Regions from separate parts of the Homo sapiens genome. Here region 2 is linked to region 1. Evidence: read pairs that join two places in POLR2A ChIA-PET (ENCODE). Cell type or tissue: MCF 10A. All regions are shown on one strand. Links, peaks and the distances in the headings refer to the core of each region. The heading gives the core; the rest is flanking DNA. Region 1 overlaps RUNX2 (RUNX family transcription factor 2). Region 2 overlaps SUPT3H (SPT3 homolog, SAGA and STAGA complex component).

What was found. Peaks named below come from ENCODE experiments on the same cell type or tissue, not always from the same donor. Only the 100,000 strongest peaks of a DNase experiment are listed, where the experiment ranks them.
Region 2: POLR2A ChIA-PET joins it to region 1 with 5 read pairs; 2 of 35 experiments call an interaction of 5 or more read pairs at or near these places.

Annotation. Positions count from the first base shown.
Region 1 is chr6:45,408,813-45,414,200 of GRCh38, forward strand. The region is part of intron 2 of RUNX2 (RUNX family transcription factor 2); the gene reads left to right. Among named protein-coding and RNA genes, the nearest start is that of SUPT3H, 34 kb to the left of the region's middle. In MCF 10A, for the core only: no CTCF peak of the experiment used is centred there; a DNase peak (open chromatin) is centred at 3,319.
Region 2 is chr6:45,339,905-45,345,292 of GRCh38, forward strand. All of the region lies in intron 2 of SUPT3H (SPT3 homolog, SAGA and STAGA complex component), which reads right to left. The region is part of intron 2 of RUNX2 (RUNX family transcription factor 2); the gene reads left to right. Among named protein-coding and RNA genes, the nearest start is that of RUNX2, 14 kb to the left of the region's middle. In MCF 10A, for the core only: no CTCF peak of the experiment used is centred there; no DNase peak of the experiment used is centred there.

The DNA.
Region 1 (5,388 bases), core at 320-5,319:
TAGTTTAGACCTGGCCACAGCTGTAGCTTGCCAATTACACTGATGAACAGCTATGGAGCTTACTGGGTAAAGGACACATGGGCTAGAATGGGTTTTGTAAATGAGAAGTCAGTTTAAGACCTTATGAATATTGAGTGCCTGATATATGTTTACTGTATGAATATTTGGTGCTCTTGGTCCTACTATTCCTCCCAACTGAAATTAAGCACACATATGCTCAACTTCTTTTATGTCTAACATATCTCACAAGCCACTAGCTTTTATATTTAGTTTCATTCATTTTCCTTATTTTTCTCATTTTTCATAGCATACTGAATATTCTTAAATAAAACAGCAAATATTCATTGCACCTGGTTGGAAGAACACCACCAATATTGGAATGGAGACTTGTCTCTTCCTTTTGAACTCCCTTCCAGGAACAGAGCAACAGGATCACATGTAAACTATATATCTTCTCTGCACATCCTAAAAGAGTGGGTAGACTGAAAGATGGGAAGTACACTGGGAAGCCTTTTTAACTAACTCACTATAAAACCTTCCATTCAGGACAAGTGCAAGATATTGATCTCCTGAGCCCTTAGGATACCCACATGGGCTAAGGTGGCTGGAGCTGTACTCTTTTGCCTCCAAACACAAGCTTCTCATTTCTTTATTCCAGTATGACATACAACGTATTATAATTTTCTATGTATATCTAGGGTAGATACTTAGGTACGGAATTGCTAAGTCATACAGCATATGCAGTTTCAACCTTAATGCCAAACTATTATTTCGAGGTTTTTTCCCCAATTTATATTCCCAACAAGATGTAAGAAAGTTCCCATTGAGCCACAGCCTAATCAATATTTGATAATTTCAGAAAGAATAATAACACTTAATAATATGAAAATTTCCTATTTTAAAAGGATAGAAAATTCAGGTCTAAAGATAATTTAATAGGTTTATTTATTCAGTGATTCATTTTAACAAGCATTGATTGACACTTATTTCACTCTTGGCATTATGCTAAATGCTGAGGATAAAAGATGACTAAGACTAATCCCTGTTCTCAAGGAACTTACACTCTATATGGAATGCATATATGTCAACAGATTATTCAGGTGATGAGTGCAATAATGGAGGTAAATGCAAATTTCTGTAGCACTGATGAAGGAAAGAGAAAAATGAGTCTGAGTTTGGGGCAAGAGATATCAGGAAATGTGTAGGTTGAGGTTTTTCACAAGATATATTTGTTTTCAAATTTGGGTTTTACTTTTTAAACTCTATACTCATAGTTCTGTAGTGATAACTTGGGAAGGCCAGGACATGAAGGGGTTTTGTATGATAGATGATATGGAACCACTTAAAGAGTTTTAGGCAATGCAACAAAATGAACGAAATTGTATTCTAAAAAGAGAATGCCGATGGCAATGTGGAGGATAGACTGGGATTGAGATGGGCATGAATGGAGGCAGGGAGACACGTTAGGAGTCCATTGTAGTTGAAGTTCAAGATGATAAAAGCCTGAACCTAAAGCAGTGACAATGGATATGGAAAGAAAATAGATATGAATAATATTCAAGAAGTAGCATTAATAGAATCAGGTGATAAACTAGAAGTAGAAAATAATGGGAAAAGATTAGTCTATCATGATACCTAAGTTTCTACCTAAGGGGATATATTCATTCATTCATTCATCAACTAATATATATTGATCACATGCTACATGCCAGAACTTATGCTGACTGTGGGGGCTATCTAGGGATAACATGTTAACATGGCTCCAGGGGACACTATTCACGTGGTATATACATGGAATATGGTAGGGATGGTGTTTCCAGACTTCTTCAATCGTGTGGTTCCAGATTTTCTGTGGATAGGACATAGTTCCTACGGTTAAGGAGCACACAGTTCTGTGTACAGTTGTACTGTTAACCAAGACGGAAAAAAAATAAGGACTGTGCACCGAGCCTTGGGAACCTACATGTTGCCCCTTGTCTTTCTTTTCACCTGAAACAATTAGTTTGGCATATTGGACATGCTGACCTTGAAGGGTTTATGGAATGTTTAGATGGAAATTTCTATGAAACCACTGGACATGTTAGTCTAGAGCCCTTGGTTAAGGGTTTATAGTGAGTTAGTTAAAAAGGCTTCCCAGTGCACTTCCCACTTTTCAGTCTACCCAATCTTTTAGGATGTGCAGAGAAGAAGTGTAGTTTACATGTGGTCCTGTTGCTCTGTTCCTGGAAGGGAGTTCAAAGGGAAGAGACCAAGTCTCCACTCCAATATAAACCTTCTGAAAGTTTTTTTCTTTCAATGGCTCCAAATTGCACACTCTACAATTGAGAAGTTCAGAAAATTGAGTAACTCATATTAAAATTTTCAAGACCGCAAAGGTTTTTCACATAATAGAACAATTTTAAGGGTGAAGTAAATGAATTCAAACTAATTTATTTTTCTTTTCATATATGTCTAATAAAAATGACTGACGGATTGTTTGGACTTTAACGTGTTTAGATGTGAGTCTCCCCCCTTTTATTCAGTGACAAGTGCAAAGCAACTTGCCAACAATTTTTTTTTCAATTTTGTAATTTTAACACTGACAATAAGAAACATTCTATAGAAAGTTTGACTTTGAACTGGAATATTTTTGCCATATCTCTGCCTAGAGGGAATTTTTATGGTTGAGTTTGTAAATGCTAGCAAAACAAAGTTGAAAATGGAAAAGCTTTCAATTTTCAAGGCTAATGTAAGATGAGTTATGCTTCTTATGCATCATACTTCTGGTAATTCTCTTATTTTTTATTTGTTGCAGTGTAAATTTTATCAGAGAAGCCTTTGAAAAAAAGATATTTATTTTTGTATGAACCAATACCATCAGCATCAGAGAAGCCATAATTTAATTATGAAGGACTATATATTATAATAAGTTATAACACTTCAACCAGTTTTCATGTTTGTAGTTATGGGCACACTATAATAATTTCCTTCAGTAAGGGTAAACACCAGTGAAGCAAGTTAAAAACAGAATAAATAAAAAAACTATATTCAATGAAACTACTAGATGCAACCCACATTTCCAGTAATCCTGGAGAATAGTAAGCATTAAGCTTAAGATCTGGAACATCTCATTCAGTGTGCTTTACTGTAGGATATCTTACTTGAAAATAATAAGAATAATGTCACTCAATAGCATTTTAGACTTGTTGATTATCTATGTACATATAAATCTGGTCTAAATGTTGAGGTAAAAATCCGAATTAAAACTTGCTGAGGCTGGGCACAATGGCTCACACCTGAAATCCCAGCACTTTGAGAGGCCAAGGCCAGAAAATCGCTTGAGGCCAGGAATTTGAGACTAGCCTGGGCTACATGCCCAGTATCTATAAAAAATACAAAAAAAAAAAAAAAAAAATTAGCCGGGCATGGTAGCTCATGCCTGTAGTTCCAGCTACTCGGGAGGCTGAGGTAGGAGGATTACCTGAGACTGACAGTTTGAGGCTACAGTGAGCTATGATCACACCGGTACACTCCAGCCTGGGTGACAGAGAGAGACCCTGTCTCAAAAAATAAAAAATAAAAAACAAAACCCCCCAAAAAAAAGAAGACTTGCTAAGATTCTTTTGTACGTATGAGAAGTAAACTAAGGGTTTTGATTTTGAGGCATGTGAAAAATCCCTACTTCAAAAAGCCAGAGAATCAGTATATCATGGTTAAGACTCAAACCTAGTCATCAAAAACTGTAGAAAGAGGTTTCACTTAGGAAACAGAAATAAATATATTCTCTGGGCAAAGATGTGAATTCAGAGAAAAATAACTGCATTGACAAAGGAAAGAATACTGGCCAAATAACCTTTTTTTAAAAAAACAGTTTTTTTCCTACTTTTTTTTTTTTACTCTGGTAAAAGTTTACCTTCATAGTGGCACTGGTGGGAACTGCCCCTTTTATTGTTATTTATTTACTTATTTCTGAGACGGAGTCTCGCTCTGTCATCCAGGCTGTAGTGCAGTGGCACAATCTCGGCTTACTGCAACCTCCGCCTCCAAGATTCAAGTGATTCTCCTGCCTCAGCCTCCCTGAGTAGCTGGGACTACAGGTGTGTGCCACCACACTCGGCTGATTTTTGTATTTTATTTTAGGTAGAGGCGGGGTTTCACCATGTTGGCCAGGCTGGTTTCAAACTCCTGGCCTCAAGTGATCAGCCCACCTTGGCCTCCCAAAGTGCTGGGATTACAGGCGTGAGCCACTAGGCCTGGCGGGAACTGCCTCTTTTAAACTCTTGTAAAGATTTGATAATGGAATCTATTTTATTTACTAAAGGAGAATCTAATTAATTTAACATCAAAGATACACTTATGGGAATGAAAGAAAATAAGCCCCAAGTGTAATGTGTTTGCAATGTATTTAAATAAAATCAAAGACAATTCTAAAACAGACGGAAACAACAAAACAGGAATGTCTACTTCTTTAAAATTACATAGTAATAAGCAGATAATCCATATTTTTGTTGTTAAAGAGTGATAACCAGGTAAGCACAGGACACACACACACAATCACCCTTACATAGTGAAGGTCAAAATTCTGTTATATCTGCTATCAATACTTCAAGTAGATACAGAAAGTTAAAAGATACATTCTTTTTTTTTTTTTTTTTTTTTTTTTTTGAGACAGCCTGTTGCCCAGGCTGGAGTGCAGTGGAGTGATCTTGGCTCACTGCAACATTTGCCTCCTGGGTTCAAGTGATTCTCCTGCCTCAGCCTCCTGAGTAGCTGGGATTACAGGTACACGCTACCACACCTGGCTAATTTTTGTATTTTTAGTAGAGATGGGTTTTCATCATGTTGGTCAGGCTGGTCTTGAACTTCTGACCTTGTGATCCGCCAGCCTTGGCCTCCCAAAGTACTGGGATTACAGGCATGAGCCACCAGAGCTTGGCCTAAAAGATACATTCTTTTGTGGAAGAATATGCAGTGATTGCAATTTGTACTTATATTTAATAACATATTAAAAAAATAAAGATGCTCGTAATGAAGCAAGGAAGCCTGAAATCACTCGGTAAGTTCTCAATACCCACAGACCTAGGGCTGGGCCAGGATGAGATGAAATGATGGAGGCCCTAGCTAGCCTTAGGGGCAAAACTTAAGGGAGTTCCAAACAAACCCTAGTATTCAAGATATGATTTTAATGGAATATTCTGAAAAATGAAATTGAATACCAATAAATACATGATAAACAAAATATCAAAGTATTAAATAATGAGGGGATCCACTCCCACACCTGCATAACTCTTCTGCTTCATCTTAATGAGGACTCAAGAGGAGTGAAGAGTCATGCCCAGAGAAACTTTCATTCAACTCTCCTTTTTAGATGAAGGAAGGTAATGGGCTGTAATAGCGAGGAAAAGACCA
Region 2 (5,388 bases), core at 186-5,185, 69 kb before region 1:
GCCATTTATAAACATTATTTCCTTTAATTCTTACAACTCCCTTATATGAGACATGTATCATAATTATTTACAGATGAGGAAGCTGAGAATGAGGTAAAGGAACTTGCTCAAGGTTACAGAGTTGAAGAGATGGGATTCCAACCCAAGCCTTTTAACTCTTAATTACCACTTTACAGTGTTATACATGATCTAAATGAAGTTACTTCCTAGTCCTCAATCAATTTCATCTGTAAAGGTGTTAGTTCTCAGAAACATAATTATTCTAAAGTTATTAAACCAATAAAATACAAACAAGAAGATAATCCTGGAGTCTTCAAATTACCCTGCCACATATCTTTAAGAAATACTAATCTGACAGAACCAAAGAGATTAAGAAAAAATAAAAGTATATCAAGGAATAAGATTAAGGTGAGGTTTGTTAAGCCCCCTTCCCCCTCAAGACAAGGTCTCACTCTGTCACCCAGGCTAGAGTGCACTGGCATGATCACAGCTCACTGCAACTTTGACCTCCTGAGCTCAAGGGATCTTCCCGACTCAGCATCCCAGGTAGCTTGGACTACAGGCACGCACCACCACGCCCAGATAATTTTGTAATTTTTTGTAGAGACAGGTTTTTGCCATGTTGCCCAGGCTGGTCTCGAACTACTGGGCTCAAGCGATCCTCCCACCTCAGTCTCCCAAAGTGCTGAGATTATAAGCATAAGCCACCGCACCTGGCCTTTAGGTCGAGTTTGATCAGAAAAAAAAAGTTTCAAGGAATTAGATAATTCTTAATCATTATAATTAATAGTCTTAATGTCCACAATACACATATATACTCTATGTGATATAAAAATATAATTTAGGGGTAAAAAATTAAACACTTAAACACCAAGAATGTCTAATCCTCATTTATAAAATTAAAATAATCTTGTATCATAAATATGATTATAATCATAGGCTTTGGTGTCAGATCTGGAATCAAATCCTACTTCCTATATTTATCTGTAGCATTCCTTATACTATGGTCTCATAGCCCCATTTACAAAGACCTATACCCCTACACATATGCTAAGTGATCCAGACAACCTTTATTTCTAAGCTTTAACTTCTAATTATAATTTCTTAAATTCTAATTCATTTGATATTCACAAAAATCCACTAGTAAGTGTACTTTTTCCTGTGCCTACCAAAAAAATACTGCACAAGATTCTAAGAAGTAAATCCTTGACATGTACTATTCACCCCAATTTTAACCACAATTATCCACATTATTACTCAAAACAAAAAGTTCTCAAACAAGCCACAAAAGTGCTCCGCTTTTTTCTCTGGCAGAGGGTAGGAATAAAGCTATGAGATTATATTTTTCAGTCTATATGGTTTTGAGAAAAAATGCTGATTAGAAACCATAGGTTATGATATGATACATGAGATATTTTGCAAAGATAAAGCACTAAGGAAAAGAGAAAAGCTGTTTGGGGATCTATGAATCTCAACAGACTTCTCCAATCATTCTGCACCTATATTTAACTTGATAGGTAATATTTTAATGAGCAAACTAACAACTTTTAAAAGCTACATGAGGTAGGATCACACTAAAATAAATACATATGCAAGTATAAAGTCATAACTACATTTTAAAAGGAAAACACAAATTTTCATATTAGTTTTCATTAGAAACATCCACTGAAAAAGGTTAAAAGTGAGTTTGTCTCCGCAACTTCATAAAGAGTACAATGGCATAAGACTCGAGGTAACAAAAAGAAAGGAATGAAATGGCAAAATGTATACACATGAAAATAACTACGGAATAACAGATAGTTAAAAGTCCTCAGCAGTAGCAATATTATTACAAGTTCTCAGATTCTGGTACCCTATCTGGCAATGAAGGCAAGAAGTTAGAAAAAGATGTGGTTACAAATTAAAAATGACACACTAAGATAATTCATCGCTTTTAGTTTAAACCCTACAATTATTCACACTTATTTCATCAGAAGCCACTAAAAAGATGTATGAAGATAGACAAAAGGTTCTGTGTACAGCCAGAACAGTCAACCAAAACAGCAGAGAATAAATTCACAAATAACATGGTGATTTAGTAGTTATTAACCTAGCATTAAAAAAAAACGGAGACTGGACTGAAAAATATGGGCAAGTTGAAGAGATATTACAAAGAAACTAACAGAAGAATTTGGCAGCAGTTATGGAAGAGGCAAAGAATAAGGAAAATGAGACTGCCACTTAGGACAGAATGGTTGATGGTGCCAATGATCATGAGGAAAATAGGAAAGGGTTTTTATTATAAATAGAATGAGTTCTCTTTGTCACTACAGTTGTGCCTAGTGAAAAAAAAATAGAATACTAAGTTATATATAACACAATCTCAATTTTTTTTTTGAGACAGTGTGTCGCTCTGTCACCAGGCTGGAGTGCAGTGGCACAATCTCAGCTCACTGCAACCTCCGCCTCCTGGGTTCAAGCGATTCTCCTGCCTCAGCCTCCCGAGTAGCTAGGACTACAGGTGCGCACCACCACGCCCAGATAATTTTGTATTTTTAGTAGAGATGGAGTTTCAACATGTTGGCCAGGATGGTCTCGATCTTCTGACCTCGTAATCCACCCGCCTTGGCCTCCCAAAGTGCTGCGATTACACGCATAAGCCACGACACCCAGCCCTACAATCTCCATTTTTAAAAATAATATGAGAGTGCCTCTATATCAGAGGAACTCAAAACAGTCATAATATAAGGTTTACACAGTAGCAGGATTTTGGAAGCCTTTTTTTTTATTTGCCAATATTTTTCAATTAAAAACCATCAATACATAAAATTTCAAAAATTTAGTTAATAGTTTGCGTTAATGTTTTAAAAGCTTATTTTTCCTGAACCCATACAAAAAAATACATATGAAGAACAATGTTTTTAATTTTTCATGCTCAAGTTGTAAGAAACAGAACAAAGTCCTCCAATTACAAGATATTTGTAAATCGAAAAAGTATTCTCATGAAAACCATAGAATGTCATGGAAACACAAGGACAGCAGGGGTTTTGGTGTTAAGTTTAAATTCCAGTTATAGCGCCTAGTACATAACCCTGAGCAACCAACATTTAAGCTCCCTGTGTCTCAATTTCCTCATCTGTAAAAATATTACCACCTACCTTGAAAGTTTCCAGTTAAATAAAATGTAAAGTGTCTACACTGATCTGACAAAAGCATTACAATTATTAAATATAATCAACTTTCCAAACCTTAAATCATCTTAAGTCTAAACTCATACTCATAGTGTGGCTCACAAAACAGCAGAATCAGCATGACCTGAAAGCTTGTTAAAAATGCAGAATCTCAGCCGGGTGCAGTGGCTCACACCTGTAATCCCAGCACTTTGGGAGGCCGAGGCGGGCAGACCAAGAAGATCAAGACCATCCTGGCCAACATGGTGAAACCCCTTCTCTACTAAAGGTCCCTAAAGTTGTTCACTTGATCTGTTTCAGAGTTCTGATACTGAGTGAAGAGCACCTGGTAGTTTACTCTTAATTCTGAAGGACTCGAGAGACTAACAGAGATCATCTAATCTATAATAATTGCACCTCCAAAAGGCAGCTTTTCAAACCTGAATAGAATTTTCACATTCATACACCCCTCAGTTTACCCACAATGACTGATTAAGAGAGAAGGTCCTATGTACATAACTCTCTCTTGTAAAAAATGCCTTCAATAATTTGAGACATTCTGCAAATTATTAAGTTGCATAACAGTACGAACTAGCTACTAGTCTATATTTCTTCATGTTGTCAATGATGTCTCACCACAAGCTTGTGAAAAGCCTTGATGAAGTTTAAAAATGGTGTCTCTGTCCCATGTTCCTGAGACAGCTATCCAGTAGCTCTGATGTAACACAGAAGTTTGTGAGGCATGACTACTGCTGAGGAAAACCATTTGGCTCCAACTACTCACCTTCTAGGTGCTTAAAATCATGCTTTTAATAACCCATATTAGAATCTTAGCCATCAAAGACCTCCACCTGACAGGTCTACAGGCTTTCATTTTATAACCAGTTGCCCTTGATATTCTATACTAGTTGTTTACTGGTAAAATATTTTACAATCACAGGTGCCTATTCCTGTCTTTTTTCCTCTCCATGACTACTAATTGAATAAAACAGAAAATATGAGACAATTGTATATATGAAAAATTGTCAAACTAAAGAGCAATTCAAATTCCTTTTATTCGGAGAGATAAAAGTTGATATGAAGTGGATATGACAAAGAGAAAGAACATCCACTAAATACTTAGTAGTATACAAAGAGTTAGACCATGACAAAGTTCCTAGAAGTTTAGCTCCTCTGCAGGGGTTTCTTAGACTACTTGAACCAGAATTTTCAATCTTATTTCTTATACAGTTGGGAACCACTTCATTTATACTTGGCCTAAACTTCCCCTTGTCTGTATACTTATTTTTGCTCTCCACCCTTAAAACTGACTTGCCCTTAGCTATAAACAATGTACTTTGTTGCCCATTCATGCAGTGCTTTATTGTTTTCATTCTCTGATGGTTTTTTTTTTCATTCATGTCCAAATGAGCAGTGCCTTAGATTCTAAATATCCAGTGGAGAGCCCATATATGTACATTTTCCTTTGAACGTCTAGAACAGTAACATTATCAATTAAGTACTTAACTGCTTTACGATATGCACAACAAAAACTATTAAGAGGCCACAAAAAGCTATGCCTACCACAAATTTAAAACCCATTAAAAATCAGGAATGTCAAAAGCATGTTAACTTTTTAGGTAAAGTGTATAAACTAGCTCTTCATGGTTGGCTAGGAAAGCCTAGAGAAAAAAAATCCTAAATATGAAAGGTGAGTCTGCCTTTAAGACAAAAGAGAAATATACTTGGTGGACCTAAAAAAGAAGGCCACTTCAGAAGTTAAAAATGCAGTAAGCCAAGATTCAGACTATGACAAGGGAGACGGTAAAACTAATGGTACAGAATTTTTAAATCCCTGAAGTTTAAGGGACTCTTTACAAGCAGGATAGTTTAGTAGTTGCCATGGACTATGCTCTGAAGCCAAGCTTCATTCTGGTGAGTTTAGAAATCTGTTTCACCTAGCTGAATCAGAATTTAGCAAACTGATTTATGTAACAAAAAGGCTGTACATTAAAACGTTCCTCATGGGATGAAACAGAGGAGAAACTACCCACTCATCTGCGCTGCCTCACATGGATGTTTTGAGATTTAAATGAGATATTAATACAAGATGTCAGAATACTTATAAAAATCTTTGACACTTTATAAAAATATCAAAGATAAGCTATTACAATTTAGTATTATAAATAAAACTTCTGTTCACTTGATTGTTAAAGACTGTAAAATGTCATGCTCAAATGACATGTTTTCCTATTTGCTA